Linked DNA regions of Homo sapiens: region 2 is linked to region 1. The links are chromatin loops, found by intact Hi-C in ENCODE. Cell type or tissue: mammary epithelial cell. All regions are shown on one strand.

Evidence for each region. Hi-C counts contacts between places; a loop is a spot of excess contacts. Peaks named below come from ENCODE experiments on the same cell type or tissue, not always from the same donor. Only the 100,000 strongest peaks of a DNase experiment are listed, where the experiment ranks them.
Region 2: it touches region 1 in a loop (13-fold over the local background); 18 of 110 quality-filtered maps call a loop at or near these places.

The regions. Positions count from the first base shown.
Region 1 is chr3:111,573,982-111,581,981 of GRCh38, reverse strand. It overlaps CD96 (CD96 molecule), which reads right to left. Exons shown (of 14, transcript NM_005816.5): 4 at 2,748-2,955. Among named protein-coding and RNA genes, the nearest start is that of ZBED2, 17 kb to the left of the region's middle. In mammary epithelial cell, a CTCF peak has its summit at 4,015 (motif pointing left); a DNase peak (open chromatin) is centred at 3,991; H3K27ac peaks cover 888 bases.
Region 2 is chr3:111,686,608-111,694,607 of GRCh38, reverse strand. The region is part of intron 1 of PLCXD2 (phosphatidylinositol specific phospholipase C X domain containing 2); the gene reads right to left. Among named protein-coding and RNA genes, the nearest start is that of PLCXD2-AS1, 13 kb to the right of the region's middle. In mammary epithelial cell, a CTCF peak has its summit at 3,112 (motif pointing right); a DNase peak (open chromatin) is centred at 4,227.

The DNA of each region.
Region 1 (8,000 bases):
ACCTATGGTGCTAACTGATATAATCTTGTACATTTTCTTATCTTCCTTCCCTTCCCTGACTCACTTTCTCACTCCTTTTCTGATGTTTCCCAGGATGGCCTTTCAAATAAATTAACCGCAATCCTTATCTCGATGTTTTATTTCAGGGGAACCCAAAACCAAGATACAACCTGAAACACTAATGGATGGAGAGGTATCTCTTACCTCCTGTTAACAAATACCAGCAGAATAAAAGCCCTGAAAGAAAGAACAACTACTAAAAATTGCAGAGGTGACAGGGTGAGACAGATTTTCTTTGAGGTTGAGGACAATCAGATTTGGAATTTAGGAGTGGAACAGAACCCTGTGATGGGCAGGTGACTCCCTGCCAAGGAAAGGAAAACCAAAGGAGACCAGTGAAGGAGATGCAGGAAGTGGCAAAATTGCTGGAGTAGCCCCTCTTGTCCCTGGTCTGTTAGACAATGAAGAGTTGAGCAATGGACATTGTTTGGGAAGAAGAAATATGCTGGGTTTAGGGCATGTGGAATAGATCTGATATATATTTGGGTATTGATTTCAAGGTTTTCATGGGTGTTTTGGGGAGACTTATTCTATATGAGGAATCACCAAGGGATGTAAAGTAGGTTCTTATAAGATATGTGGTCAGGGCCACAATATATACTTGGGTAACACCTCAAAATAGGTTAAGGACTGGATGAGACTCCACCCAAACACAACCCGCCCAGCCAATTTACTAAATGCAAAAACCAGGAAGCACGAAAAATCTAATTTTCTGAACAAGCAGGCAGGGTTTCATATTTTTAAGCATCCACCGAAAGGACTTCAAAGAAGAAACAAGAGAAATGTAGAGACAAAGAGCTGTAGAATCCAATAGGGTGATAAAAATGAGATATAGAAGGCTGAAAAACATTTAAGATCAAGATAGAGGTGTTTTAATGCAGCAAAGAGATACAGGACACAGCATAAATGTTGACAAGGCAATTAGATCAAGTTATGATGCAAAAAGTCTTGATCAATAGGGGACACAGCTTGCCTAGATTAAAATTGATATTTCTTTCTACATTGAGGATGGCTGCCTTCATTGGTTTGACAATAGACCAGATGAAGCAGTTTCATGTTTGCACTAAGACAGTCACAGCCTGGTAAATAAACAAATGGTGATAGCAAAAGAGATGAACAGCTTGTTTCCAACTCTTCACAGGACACTGTTTAGGCTCCGTAAGGAACCTGATCATCAGGGATGATTATTGCCTAGTCCATCCCTGAGGAGAGATGAAGAGAAAGAGAAGGGGGAGGATGCAGAGGGAAGGGGAGGACAGAGGAGGGAAGGGGGAGGCAATTTTGTGTTTTCTTCAAAATACTAAATTGTATGACTGCCAATAATAGGGCAATACAATTCCAAATAATTTTTTTTTGCTTGCTCTGCCCTTTAGAGAATTGAGGAACAATCTAGCAGCCTGTGTCCATAGGTTTGTGAAGTTATTTTCTCTTTGTTTATCTCATTTTCAAAAATAATTAATTGTCTATCCACCTCACTGCTTTTCTCTTTGCCTTCTTTAAAATTGACTTTCTAAAAAACACAGATCTTTGTCACAAAAAATGAAAAAAACATCCAAAGGCAGAGGCTTCCCTTCATTAATGGTGTTTATTAATTAGTGGTACTTCCTTGTACCACTGGGGAAAATAGAATTTTAACCTTTCCTCCTTAAATTGGCACGCTGCAGATAGTCTGCATTTTGAGTGAGGCCACAGTGGATTTCACAGCTCAGCTCCACACTCCTGAGAGTGCAGGTTCAGAGGGCCTTTCCTAAAGGCTCCTTTGCTGGAAGGGCTGGACCTGGATGGTCTCACCCCAGCTGGGCCTTGGCAGGATAGCAGGGGAGGAGGAACTTCTGCAGTTTCTCTGGGGCTATATTTATCACCTTCCTTTTCTCACTGACTTTACTCCACCTTGCTCAAGCAAGCAACTAAGACAATTAGACAACTAAACAATTAGATTTTGGCAGTTACAATTAAAGAGATTTCCAGTATTCTGAGAAATATTAACATTGTAAATAAGATAGTGGTCACCAGGAAATTGTTCTGTCTGTTATGGTTTGAATGTCCACTCCAAAATTCATATTGAAACTTAATCTCCAGTGTGGCAGTATTGAGAGCTGGGGCCTTTCAGAGGTGATTGAATCATGAGGTCTCTGCCCTTATGAATAAGATTAATCCATTCATGGATTAATGGGTTACTGGAGTCATGAGTTATAATGGGAGGGAAACTGGTGGCCTTATAAGAAGAGGAAGAGAGACCTGAGTTAGCACATTAGCAAACTCTGTCCCCTCGCCATGTGATACCGTGTGCCACCTTGGGATTCTTCAGAGAGTCCCCATCCGCAAGAAGGCTCTTACCAGATGCGTCCCCTCGACCTTGGACTTAGCCTCCATAACTGTAAGTAATAAATTCCTTTTCTTTACAAATTACTCAGTTTCAGGTATTTCATTGTAAGCAACAGAAAACTGACCAATACAGAAAATTATTGGCTTCTGTATGATTTTATTCTGTTAACAGAATCATCATTCTTTAGCATCCTACCCTCATCCCCCTGCCCAACAAGAATGACAAGTATCCAGGGAAACAGACTCCAGCACTGTTACCCACATGTGGCTGCTCTGCAGCATAATAGGGTGCTTCCTCTTCAAGGAAGAGCAGGGCAGGAGACAGGAGGATGCCAGTGAGTCTGTAGAACAAAAGCCCTTACCAAAAACCTTGACTGTGGTGGAGCTCCTCAAGATTTTGTTAGGACCGACTCTAATGTGGCAAGAGAACTTCCGCCCATCATCGAAGATTTGGACTGGAGAGAGGTGGAGTCTGTAGTCTGTACCAAGCTTGACTCTATCTTTAAGTAATGTGGAATTGCTGATGAGGTGATTTTGGGAGATAAGTGTTTCCTGAGTTCCATTATCCTCCTGGTGAGAAAAATTGTTACCAGTTATTGAGTCCTCAACTGTGCCAGCTCTGAACTAGGCATTCGACAAGCACTGATTCATTTACTTTTTGTAAAGTAGAGAGGAAGAATGAAGGATTGAAATTAGAAGACATTTAGTATATTACTAGAGAAAGTATGATACACTTGACTTTCAGTTAAAAACTATTGTTACCCTCTCCTAACAAATGGAAGCATTCTGTTCTTCTGACTAGAGCTTCTCCTTCATAATCTTCTATGAACTGTATATCTGGAGCAGGATTTGGGGTTTGGAATGGGCAGGACTAATGGCAGATTTTAATTTTTATTTAAGAAGTTCTGACATCTTACTGCTAAGATGAGAAGACTGTATCAGTGTGAAGATTTCATAAAATCTTCATTTAAACTGGATGATTACAGCTATCCCTAAATTCCTTTAGAAAATGACTCTTTGTCAGCTCCTCCCCGAGCCTGGACTAGGATCAGGTAAAGTGGCATTCTCAAAGTCTTGCAAGTGAAATGTTGACACCCAACAGTGAGTACCTCCTTAAATTTTGTGCCCTGGGGCAGCTCCTTGCCTCATTTCACAGCCTTGTTCTGGTCCTAACCTTATTCCCTTTCTTCTGTGTTTGTGTTAGCTTCAAAGAGGATGCATGAAGAGTAGCCTGAAAATGTTAATCTGAATTTTGGAGATCAGAGTATATTTGAGGTACTTGGTTCTTCTATCCCGTATCCTTTCTTCGGTCTGTGATGAAAAGCCCTATTATTCTCTCTGTGCCTGGAATTTTTTTGGACAAACTCCCTGGGGTGTCACAGTGTTGGTTGATGTCAATAAAAGTGCTCACTAGGGGCCCAGTAAGGAGGGGATTCTTGACGGGCACAAGGGTAGAGGATGGGTTAGGTCTTCATATCCTGTTAGTATGACTCAACATTCTCAGTTGAGCTGCTTTTAAAACACTCTGATGCACAAGCTTGTCTTCTAGAGATTCTAATTCAGTCTGTCTGGGATAAGGCCATAGCTAGGACAATTGCTTTTAAGGTACTCAGGAGATCCAGGGCTGACATCTACTGGCCTAACTCTAAACAACAGATGAATCCTTGTGTACAGTCATCAGGGGAAATGGAGGGAAGTAAAATGGAGAAGGGTAAACAGGAGTGCATTCAATGGGGGAAATGTTACAAAATAATGATAAGATCTATGAATTGGAATCTCTAGTTTTAAAAATGAGACAGATCAGGCTACAAGAAATGGAAACCACATTCAAGTATGGGCAGAAACAGAGGATGGACTAAGGTAGACTTCTTAAATAGTTTAAATAGAAAATTCCAGAATATACTTAGTAGAAACTCTTATGTAAGACACCGTTCTTTAGCTGAATCTGGCTAGGATTTGTGTCAGTCTTACATACAGATAGTATTGTGTTATTGCCTGCAAATAATCATACTCTGCTGAATTCTTTTTCCTGCAGCAATTTACATACCTTTATACCCTTAGAAAGAAGGACCCAAGAATCCGTGCTGCTGTTTTCCTAAGGAAGAAGAGCAAAAGAAGAAGGGAGAAAGACTGTATTACAGAGATAGGATCCCCCAGAGGAGCTCTAAGTATTGGGTGGGGACAGGAGAAGAAAGTGGAGAGCATGTCACTCAGCACTGGCAAGTCTGGAGGTCAATAATTAAGAAGGCAGGTACCCCCTGCAGATCTTTTGGCACAGGTACGTTTGGCAGCCTCTTGCTTTTTTGTGTGTCAGGATTTTAGAGTTGAAAATGCTCCTTGGTCATTTAGTATATGAATGCCATTTGGAACAGTTCCATCAACTGTCACTTTGTTGTGGGAAAAAGAGCAGTTACATGCTGAAGTTGGAGACTGGTGAGAAAAACTGCTTTTTTCTTTATTATATAGCAGATTGTGACTAGGTGGTTTAGTTGATAGAGAAAAAATACAAAACCTTCCAACTTATCCAAAGGTTGCTTTTTTCCCCTGGGCAGTTGACTTTTGCAGAAAGAAGGGTTTGTTCCTTCATTAGGAAAGATGGGATTCAGTTGCAAAGAATGCCCCGTAACCTACAATATAAGGAGATCCTAAGACATTCTAGAGTCTTCAGTTATAAAGGGGGCAGTAGCAAGAACTTACATATGAGTGGCTGCCTTCACAGAGCAAATGGGAGGAGAGGTGAAAAAATTAGCACAGGCAAACAACGAAATGCCTAGGACTGGGAGAGGGAGAAATAATACTAGTATTATGTTATGACCATTATTAAACTTTCATAATCTTATTAGTCATAGTTTAAATTTATTTAGCACCTACTATATTCTAAGAATTCTGCAAAGTCCTTTCAAGTCTTATTTACTTCTTACAACTATGTAGAATAAATTGAGGTTAAAAATTTGATCAAAGATCACACAAAGTAAGAGTTATTTAAGTCACAGCATCAAAAAGCAAGGAGGCCCAGAACCGGGGACAAATAAGTCTCAGATACAATTTGTACTAATAAGAACCAAACTATAAAATAATAATAAATAAAAAACCTTTCTGAAGTATCTACAGTGAGAAATTTAATAGAAATTTTAGAAAGCTAGAACCTTTCATGTGAGTTGTAGATTACAGGGGTGAGGGCAATTTGTTGATTGAAAGGGGCCTTTGTATGACATATTGGCCCACTTTTGATGATAGGTGTTTAGAGCACACCTCAACTCCTACTTGATAATAATGCTCTTAGCTAACCTAGTCTTCAGGAAACAGACAGATAGAGGCAAGAACCTGTATGTGACAGCCTTATTTCTACCAGTTTTTTCTTTTCCTGTTCTTCAAAGAAAAAAATTGTCCACTTTAAAAAATATTAATAAGTATTTCTAAAACTTTATGGATTCACACCTTGGTAGACTCCCACATTTTAATGGGAAATATAGATTTAATGAGGTAACATATATGATATACTTACTCTAGTCCTGACACTTAATAGATGTTCAATAATACAAGCTTATTATTATCTAGTCCAGCCTATGATCAACCTGCTATCTCATGAGTATTCACTATGTGCCTGGCTAAACTGAGGAATTATGGAGATTCATTGCTATGGTTTGAATGTTTTTGTCCCTTCCAAAACTCATATTGAAACTTAATCCCCAATGGCATAGTGTTGGGAGGTGAAGCCTAATGGGAGATCCAAAGGGCTCTGCCCTCATAAATAGATTAATGCCACTCTACAAAGTGCTTGTAGTAGTGAGTTCTCTCTCTTCTGCTCTTCTGCCATGTGAGGACAAAGATTTTTGTCCTCTCTGGAGAACATAGCATTCAAGGTGCCATCTTGGAAGCACAGAGACCAGGCTCTAACTTGCTGGCACCTTGATTTTGGACTTCCCAGCCTCCAGAACTTGAGAGAATAAATGTTCTGTTTATAAATTTCTTAGTTTCAGATATTCTGTTACATGTAGCAGCACAAAATAGATTAAGACAGTTATAAAGCCATGAATAGCTCAATCTGCTCTCTTGCCAATGTCAACCCGTAAGGGTTGGCCCTTGGGGGACACAATGGCCATGAACAACAAGTTGATTGGAAAATACTGTTCCTTAAACAATATAAATGTAGCAAGGTCTGAAAAACACACAAGCAACAGTCTGCCTTTATTTACAAATTTGATGTTTTGTTCACCATGGATTTTCCCTAACTTCTGATTTTTAAAAATGTTGTATTAAAATATTTATCTTGATCACTAACTTTTTGTGCTCCTTTAAATTTTGCTTCCAAGGTTAATGGCCTTCCTTGCTTCACTCTAATCCCAGCCCTTAGGTCTCATAGCCAGTAAGTAGTGGAGATCCAGGTCTTGAAAACAGCAATTTCCCTCCAAATATCACACTGTTAATGACTTTGCTATATACAGTCTCACAAAAGTAGTAAAAGAAACAGTCTTAGCCTTTCCTACTTATAATCTACTTAAGGGCTGGATTTGGTGGCTCATGCCTGTAATTCCAGCACTTTGGGAGGCCAAGGCTGGTGGATTTCTTGAGCCCAGGAGTTCAAGACCAGCCTGGGAAACATGGTGAAACCCTGTCTTTACTAAAAATACAAAAAAAAAAAAAAGTTAGCTGGGTATGGTGGCACATGCCTGTGGTCCCAGTTCCTTGGGAGGCTGAGGTGGGAGGATCACCTGAGCCTGGGGAGGTCAAGGCTGCAGTGAGCCAAGATTATGTCACTGCACTCCGGCCTGGGCAGCAAAGTGAGACACTGCCTCAAAAAAAAAAAATCTAAAAATTCATATTTTTAAATATAATTTTTAAATAGATTTTTTGCACTAAAAATATACTTAAGGAGAAGAACAAACATGTACACACAAACAAATATGAAAATCAGGAGCCACAGAAAAGAAACAAATGCATAATTAAATTATGTATAGGAGCTTGATAAAATAATTAGCATGATAACTGCTGAAAGGGATCTTATTGAATCATGAAACTGCTGTTATATGTCCCTTAAATACTTGACAAATCCTAAAATAAGTCATTTAGGCTTTGTTTTTGAACTAGAATCAAAATTTTCAATTTAGAACAGGAATCTTTGTACTACAGGTTGAGTAACCCTTATCTGAAATGCTTGGTATCAGAAATGTTTCAGGCTCAGATGTTTTGGATTTTGGACTATTTACATTATGCCAGTTGAACATCTTAAATCTGAAAATCTGAAATCTGAAATGATCCATTGAACATTTCTTTTGAGCATCATGTGTGCGCTAAAAAAGTTTCAGATTTTGGAGCATTTTGAATTTCAGGTTTTCAGACTTGGGATGTTCAACCTCCTTGATTTAGTGATGATATTTCATCTCTGAGCTATCCTGAGCTCCTTGAAACCAGCTCCATGTCAGAGCTGGCTGCACTGACCACAGCACATGGCAGGTGCTGAGTGTACAGAGCTCATTCAATAACTGCTGTTAACTGTATTGATTGCTACTCCTTTTTTCTCCAAACTGTTTCTTATCTTCACATTTCCTCCATTTATTCTCCATCCAGTCAGTGCTGTCAAAGCAAGCTGCTTGCAAAGCTCCCCACATCCATTT
Region 2 (8,000 bases), 110 kb before region 1:
AGAGCAGTGACTAAAGGGACTAGTCTACAAAGGATGTTAAGATATTGCTTGGAAAAACTGCAAATTTGGTGCCAGTTGCTGCAGGTTTTCACCAGTGACTCCTTATGAAATGGGCAAGATGTTAAAAAAAAAAAAAGCTCTCTTCAATGCACATAGTAAACTCTTTATCTTGAAAATGAACATGCGATAAGAGAAAAAGTCATTTTTAATCACCACTCTCCTCTAAGCACAGTGAATACTGGTAGCTGGAGTATCTTCTGTTTGCTGAGCACCAACTGCAATATTCATCTCTGGCATTAATAGCTTTTGACATACTTGAAGCAGTATTAAGCAGTGGGTAGGGGTATGCCAATTTAGAGATAGACTCTTGGAAAGACCTCAGTGGATCTGCTGAGGAAACAGAGAGAGGTTGAGAAGCTGGGAGTGAAGGCTGAGGAGGGTGAGAATCAAAGGGGAAAAGGAGAGGGATCAGAGGGGGCTGCAGGGCTCAGAAGAAAGACTCAGGAAAGGAGGCAAACCTAATAGAAAATTTTCAAAGCTGCAGTATACTTTCACTTCTACAACTTTTACCAAATGAGGTGTAAATATTTTTAAAGCGACAGCTTGAAGGGGTAGCCTATTATTAAGCTGTCTGAAGCACACGTGTCTCAGTCTAGCCATTTTGATGCCCCATCCCTCAAGGGGCTCTGCTCTGTGGACCTTGCCTCCTGGCTTCATCTCACCTGGTGCCTGGATCACAGTCCCCAAGCAGGTGTAGACCTAGCTGGGGAGTGGGATAATACCACACAAAGGGGTGAAGGAGGTGGGAAAGTACAAGAGAAAGCTTTCTCTCTGATTGAGATGAACATCTTAAAAAAGACCCCTTTATGAACAAATGTTTTTCTTGGTATACTGGAATTAAAACCCTACCCAAAGCGCTAGCAACATAAACATCGAGAAGCAAGATATATCGATCTGGGGGCATTCGAAGGAGAATGATGTATAAAGTCACAAAAGCATGAAGTAGAAAATGAGATGAACACCAGGAATACAGCATTTCACAGATACTATTGAAGTAACTACAATAGCCAGAAAATGTAGTGTTCAGATAATCCACACAAATAGGTGACTTGCAAGGATGAGGCAGGGAAATCTTTTCATTAGTTGACTAAAAATGTACAACCACAAAGAGTCTAGCTTAAGCTTCACGTTGCTCAGAATAGCACTGCACTAGTGTAGAATGCAGCAGGTCGTCACTGCGGAGGCTCAGAGGTTCCGACTCTGCTCCTCCGTAGCCACAGATGAGTCTGATGAGGAACTTTCTATAAATAATAAATGCCTCAGCCTTGTGCTGCATTTGCCTTATTTAAAGGTAACAGATTACTGGAAAGGGTAAGCAAGCCCCTGGGGCTCAGGGGTAAGCCTCACAAACTCTGAGCAGCCTTTTATGAGCTTTTGCAGTACAATAATCTATATAAACCTCCTGGTGATTGTCTTATCTAGAATAAGTATTTAGATAACAGAGGCCAGCCCAATTCTCCCTTTGCTTTTCCCTGGTTATATAACAAAAAATGGTGGCATAGATGATGTGTTCCTTCTACCCCTCCCTCTTTCCCATTTGCACGTTATTGAACTATTTCCCTTAATTCTCCTATAAGCTGGTGGAAGATACAGACAGAATGGCCAGACTCTACACTTCCACTGACATTTAAAGGTCAAGTCTCCTTGTATCATAAATAATGATATCTCCCTTCCACACGTAGGGAAAGGATAACTGAAAATTACCTAAGGTCAGAGGGGGAGGGAACCTTTGAAAGTTCACCTGGCAAAAGGACTTGATTTACTGCAATTTTGCTGAACACTTTAGCTGAGATAGCTCGTTTCATGAAGAGTTGAAGGAAGTTAACATCAAAGGATGAATTCATCCAGCTATTGTTTTTCACCTCTGTTGTTAATTGATTTTAATTTGGTTACCCTCTCAATAAATAAAGACTTCTAAAACTGGGTCAATGACATAAATAGAATCTGGTTTTCAAATATTTTCTTTCATATAGAGGCTTTTAAAAAAATATTGCTGGACCCTTACTGCCAGGTGTTACCTTTGAGAGAGAGCTTCTATCTGTGGTCAAGCCATGTGGCTTAGGTTCATTTAAATTTCCCCATCTGAAGAAGAAATTCATTTTTCAGGAATCACATATTCAGTACATATCTCTTTAAAAATTCTCTCCCCCTTTCCTCTGCCCCTGGAACTCATGGAAACCTTTTCACCTAATAACTAAAAGCATCCTGGCCGGGCGGTGGCTCACGCCTGTAATCCCAGCACTTTGGGAGGCCGAGGCGGGCGGATCACAAGGTCAGGAGATCGAGACCATCCTGGCTAACACGGTGAAACCCCGTCTCTACAAAAATACAAAAAGAAATTAGCCGGGCGTGGTGGTGGGTGCCTGCAGTCCCAGCTACTCGGGCGGCTGAAGCTGGAGAACGGCATGAACCCGGGAGGCGGAGCTTGCAGTGAGCCGAGATCGCGCCACTGCACTCCAGCATGGGCGACAGAGCCAGACTCCGTCTCAAAAAAATAAAAAAGGAACCTGAAGACATTCAGTTTATCTCCCCAGTGTTTTTACCTCAGCTCTTTTAACATTAACTTTTTTATAACCCTGGTGGGGGCTCTTGCCTGAAAATAACTGAAACAACTTCAATCTATTGAGTGCTTATTATGTACCTAATGCCAGGCTGGGCATTTTACTTACATGATCTCATTTGACCTGTGCTACAATCCTGCAGGGCAGTGATTACCTGCATTTTACAGATGAGGAAACTGAGGCTCAGACTGGTTTTGCAACTAGTTCAGGGTTGCAAAGATTGCATGTGGCTGCCCGGGACATAGACCCAGGTCTGTCAGACCTCAGTGCACACAAAGATACTCTGGGGATGATAGTATTGGTTCTATGTCCTTATTGATTAAACAAGTCAAGTGCATTGTTCATTTACTTTCAATAACATGGTGATTGCAGAGTTTGTCTTTGGACCTAAATGCCTGGTCCCTGCCAGTGCAGGAAAATTGATGAAGAGATTAAAGCTATTTTAAATTTTGTAAAGACCTAAAGAATTTCTACATAGGGACACAGGAGGGCACTCTAACCTTCTCTCAGTTGAAGAAACAGTCTGTAATTCCACAGCTGAGCCTGAATCCCAGTGCTGGTTCTGCTGTGATTACTTCTGTGAACCTGGGCTTCCAAACTTGTACTTGGAATTCTGTTTCTTCATTTGCAAACTTAGGAAAGTGAGTGAAATGCGACTTAGGGTCTCTTCTATCTTAAGAATTGGATAATTCCACTTATTAACAGCTTACTAAAGGCATTTGTGACCATATTTATGAAGGACTATTCATCATTGCAAAGAAATAACATTTTTCTTTCACACTTACCATACTTAAACAGAAAATATGCCTGTAAATTTAACTCATCATATTTGCAAAAAGCAAATCATTCCAAGCCTAAAGTGGTATTTATTGCTTTTTGGCTGAGAATTTCGTCAAATTGCTGGAGACCTTCTTTCTGCTCACACAGATTCCTAGGACCCATATTCCTGTTGGGTCTTAGGTGTGTCCTACAGTGATTAAATGCATTGGCTAATAGTTCACTTATTGTTTAGCATTTATGTGACAGTGCCCTTCACTTTAAAGGCTGTTGTTTCATTATTTTGTGGGTCATTTTAATGGAATTTATCATTGGGACTTTGAAAAAACATATTTAAAGTTACCTAGTTTGGCTGGAATTTTTCACAGGGCAGAGTTATTTTAAGATTCATTTGATAAATTGGAGAATGAGATACAGAGAAGCTTCTTAGCTAGTTCCCCTCCAGGATAAGAAGAGGTTTTTTTCTCTTTCCTGTAAATAAAGGCCTAAGCTAGGTGTTCTGACAGAGGAAAGGGAAAAGGGAGGAGAGAAAATCCAGTAAGTAGCAGTTTAAATTACATGAAATGGTGGGCTTAAAGGGAATTTGTACATTACACCCAACGGGGAAAGTGAATGAAAACACACCCCACCCTTGAAGACCAGTGTTCTGAGAGCTTACACACCTGCTAAAGCCTCATGCTGGTCTTTCTGTGTAGAGGCAGAATAGAGGCCAGATAGATTTTTTTCTGTGCCGGAGCCTTGCTGGGTGATTACTACATAGACCACTTAAACCACTGGGCTGCTTTTGTTCTGAGTCAATAAAAAGCCTCCTAGATGTCTGGTCTTGAAAAAAAAAATGTAACTTGTTCAGCCAGAACAGGTCAGCATGTAGTCCTTCAAACATCACCATCCTCATGGGTGCTCATGCATTAGAGTCCCGACATGGGAGCAAATGGCCTCAGATGAAAAGAAAATTACCCTTTATTACAACCAACAAAAGAAACTAAAGTTACAACCCAACACTGGGTCAATCTCCAACTCTATCAATGACTTTTATTCAAATGCAATTAAATGAATTTGGCATGACCTAATTTTTACAATTCTAGTATTGTTATCAGGATTTTGGGGGGCCATCTGCTTAACCTCTCTGTGACTGAATTTCTTCATCTGTAAAATGGGGATAGTAGGAGTATCTACATCATTAATTTATTATAATAATTAATTGGCTTTATATAAATCAAACAGCAATATCGGTCCCCTAGGAAGTGCTATATAAATATTAAATGAGCAAGCTATCTTTCTTCTGCTTCTTTTATTATTATTATACTTGTTCTTACTCTTAAAGCCTTGAGGCATCTTGAGAAGACTGCAATGCAGTTATAAGATTTTGTCTTACCTTAGGCGTTACTACTTGCTTCCTGCCTGTCCTAGTTTCTCCTTAACTAGAAATATAGATTTTTAAATATCTGTTTTTTATGCTTAAATTCTTTGTAGATATATTTCAAGATTCCATCTTTCCCCTCCTTCTTCTTTCCCTCCACTTTTATCATAAGGTGCTTATTCTGAACAAGACAGCAAGTATACAGAAATGACAAAACAGTTGTATACAGCAGAGAGAAACAGTCCCAATGGGGTATATCATGTCCTATAATGGAAATGTGCACAGAGGTCATACCTGAACTGAACTGTAATTGGCGAGGCAAAGCGAAGGTGGGTTATTGGAAGGGAGGGTGTTCAAAGACTGGAATTATAACAGGGATAGAACACTTTCTTTCACAGTTTTCTTCAAGCCCAAAATTGTCACTGGCTCCCTATGGTCTACAACACAAAGCATAAAGTGCTTAGCACAGTGCTGAAAATCTCTCTCCAACTGGCTTGTCTGTCTTTCCGTAACTTTCCCATTTCCTTCTCCTGTCACTTCTACAGGTGACCATGGCAGCCCTTCTCTGTTTCCTGAAGGTGCCCTTGTTTTCTCATCTCTAATTTTGGGCATTTGCTTCCCTGTCTCTGGAATGTCCTTCCCTCTTCATGTTGAAATCCTCCCTGTCTCTCACAGTCCAGCTCACAGGTGCTCTTCTCCTGAAGCAGTTCCTTACCCACCAACTAGAAGTAACCTTTCCCTTTCCAGGTCCCAGCACAGTTTGCTTGTTTCTTTATCATGGTACTCACCTCATTCTGCTTTTATTTACTTTATTTGAACTCTTGTATATCTCTTATAAGATCTACAAACTACATCTTGTTCATTTTTTAAAAATGTCCCACAGTAGCTATTATGATATTAGGTATATATTAAGTAATCAAAAGGATGTTTAATAATAATAGCTATATATATATATAACATATTTATTTCATAATTGGCAATATTCTAATCACATTGTATATCTTATTTAATTCTTTTTTTAAAGTTAATTTACATTTATCTTGTTTAATTCTTTTTTGAAATTTAATTCTTAAGTAACTTTGTTGTGTAGTAAAAAATTTAAACCTTACCCAAAAGGAGGTATGGTCTTCGCCCTCAGTCCTTGGGAGGCAATTGCTTAAGCCCTTGGAATGTCCTGCCTGATCAAAGTATCTTTATTTACCTGACAGCTTTGGGCCATAAGGGAAAGTATAAGGATGTGATTTATGGTGCAGGATTTGAGTCACATGGGCATGGGCTTAACCTCTGAAGGGGCTGGATACTTAGGTCAGCCATGTGGAAGACCAGAAAAGATTCTGGACACCAAAGCTCAGGTGAGCTTCCCTGGTTAGCAGTACTTTGTGTGGTACTGTCACACATCAATACGAGGAAAGAAACACTGTCCATGAGAAGAGGACAACTGGAAGCTCCACATTTGGAAATTTCCTGAACTTTGCTCCATGCACCTCTTCCTTTAGCTGATTTTGATCTGCAGCCTTTCAGAGCAATAAACAGTAACTATGAGTATAACAACTTTCAATGAGTTCTGTCAATCTTCCTAGCAAATTATCAAACAAGGGTGATCTTAAGGCTCCCAAACCTGTAACTGGTATCAGAGTGAGGGTAGTCTTCCAGCTTGTGCTTCCTCTAACTTTGCACTTTTGAAGTGGATATTATAATTATCTCAATTTTACAGATGAAAAAACTAACAGACAGAGGGGTAAAGCTTTTTACTCAAGGTCATGCAACTATTAATAGTAGCGAGGATTTGAGCCTACAACCTACACTCTGAACTACTTTTTCATAGTGCCTCCTGTGTGAATAACAAAGAGAGAGAGAGGATAAAAGATATAAGAAAAGGCTGGGCACAGTGGCTCATGCCTGTAATCCCAGCACTTTGGGAGGTCATTGCGAGAGGATCGCTTGAGCTCAGGAGTTTGAGACCAGCCTGACCTGGTCTCTACTAGAAATAAAAAAAAATTAGCCAGGTGTGATGGCATGTGCCTGTAGTCTCATCTACTCAGGAGGCTGAGATGGAGAACTGCTTGAGCCAGGAGGTTGAGGCTTCAGTGAGCCATGGTCACGTCACTGTACTCCAGCTTGGGTGACAGAGCAAGACCCTGTCTCAAAAACAAAAAAAAAAAAAAGAAAGAAAGAAAGAAAAAACCCATAAAGAACAGAGGGATGAACATGTGTTCTTAAATGCTGAAGATATTTAGGGTGGCTTTCATAGAAAAACATCTTGTATTCCAATTCAGGTATTTAATCCATACAAATATTACAATAAATTTAATATGAACAGATAATAATTGTGCATGTTAAAATATTTGAGGCCTGAGTTAAGAATATATTAATTTACAAAGTTATTAATACATATAAGTACGCCTTATGGTCATTGAATATAGCAAAAGACTTGTCTAAGAAAACAAAAAACCCTTAGAGTCCTTGGGGACAATCTTATTGTCCCTTGCCTTTCCATTTTAATTACCATCATTAGTCTGTGAGCTCACCTGACTCTACCAAGGAGACTGACCTGTTCTTTCCTCTGTGATTCCATGGCAGTGAGTTGATATTTGATGAACTTAGGACATTGAGTGCTATTTATCTCCACATCTGTCTCTGCCACCTAAGTGAAAGTCTTTCAGGGCAGGAACATGTCAACTTCACGCTTATATCTCCAAACTTAGTTTCTGGAATTTAGTAGGTACTAAATGCATCTATACAGAATAAATACAAGCATGGATACTTGAATGAACAGATGCTCAGAGAGTTGCCTAAGGCTGGTGGGCCTAGCTCTCCTGATCCTTTCCCAAACTTCTATTAGGTCCATCCAACATTAAACAGGTAGGGTTCACTCTCTGCTCCTTTTCACCCCTTGCACCTGTTTCCTAGCTCCATTTATCTCCCTTTTTCCTTCTAGCTTGAGTTATCTGGGTCAATGAAGAGGAATGTGTCAGAAAACATAGAGGACAAAATTAACCAGAAAGGATGACTAAAGGAACAACTATAATAAAATATTACATTGAACAATTTTAAAAGAAAGGTACCAGAGAGATTTCCTGAAACTTATGCCTGCATAAATTATATTCTAATAATATCTCTTTGGAGCCACCAATCTCACACTTCTGAATTAGGTCCTTGAGAAAAATGTGACATTTGTAGAGAGCTTGACTCCATATTAACAAGTAGAGAAAGGCTGAGGCATCTTTAGGGTATACAAAATT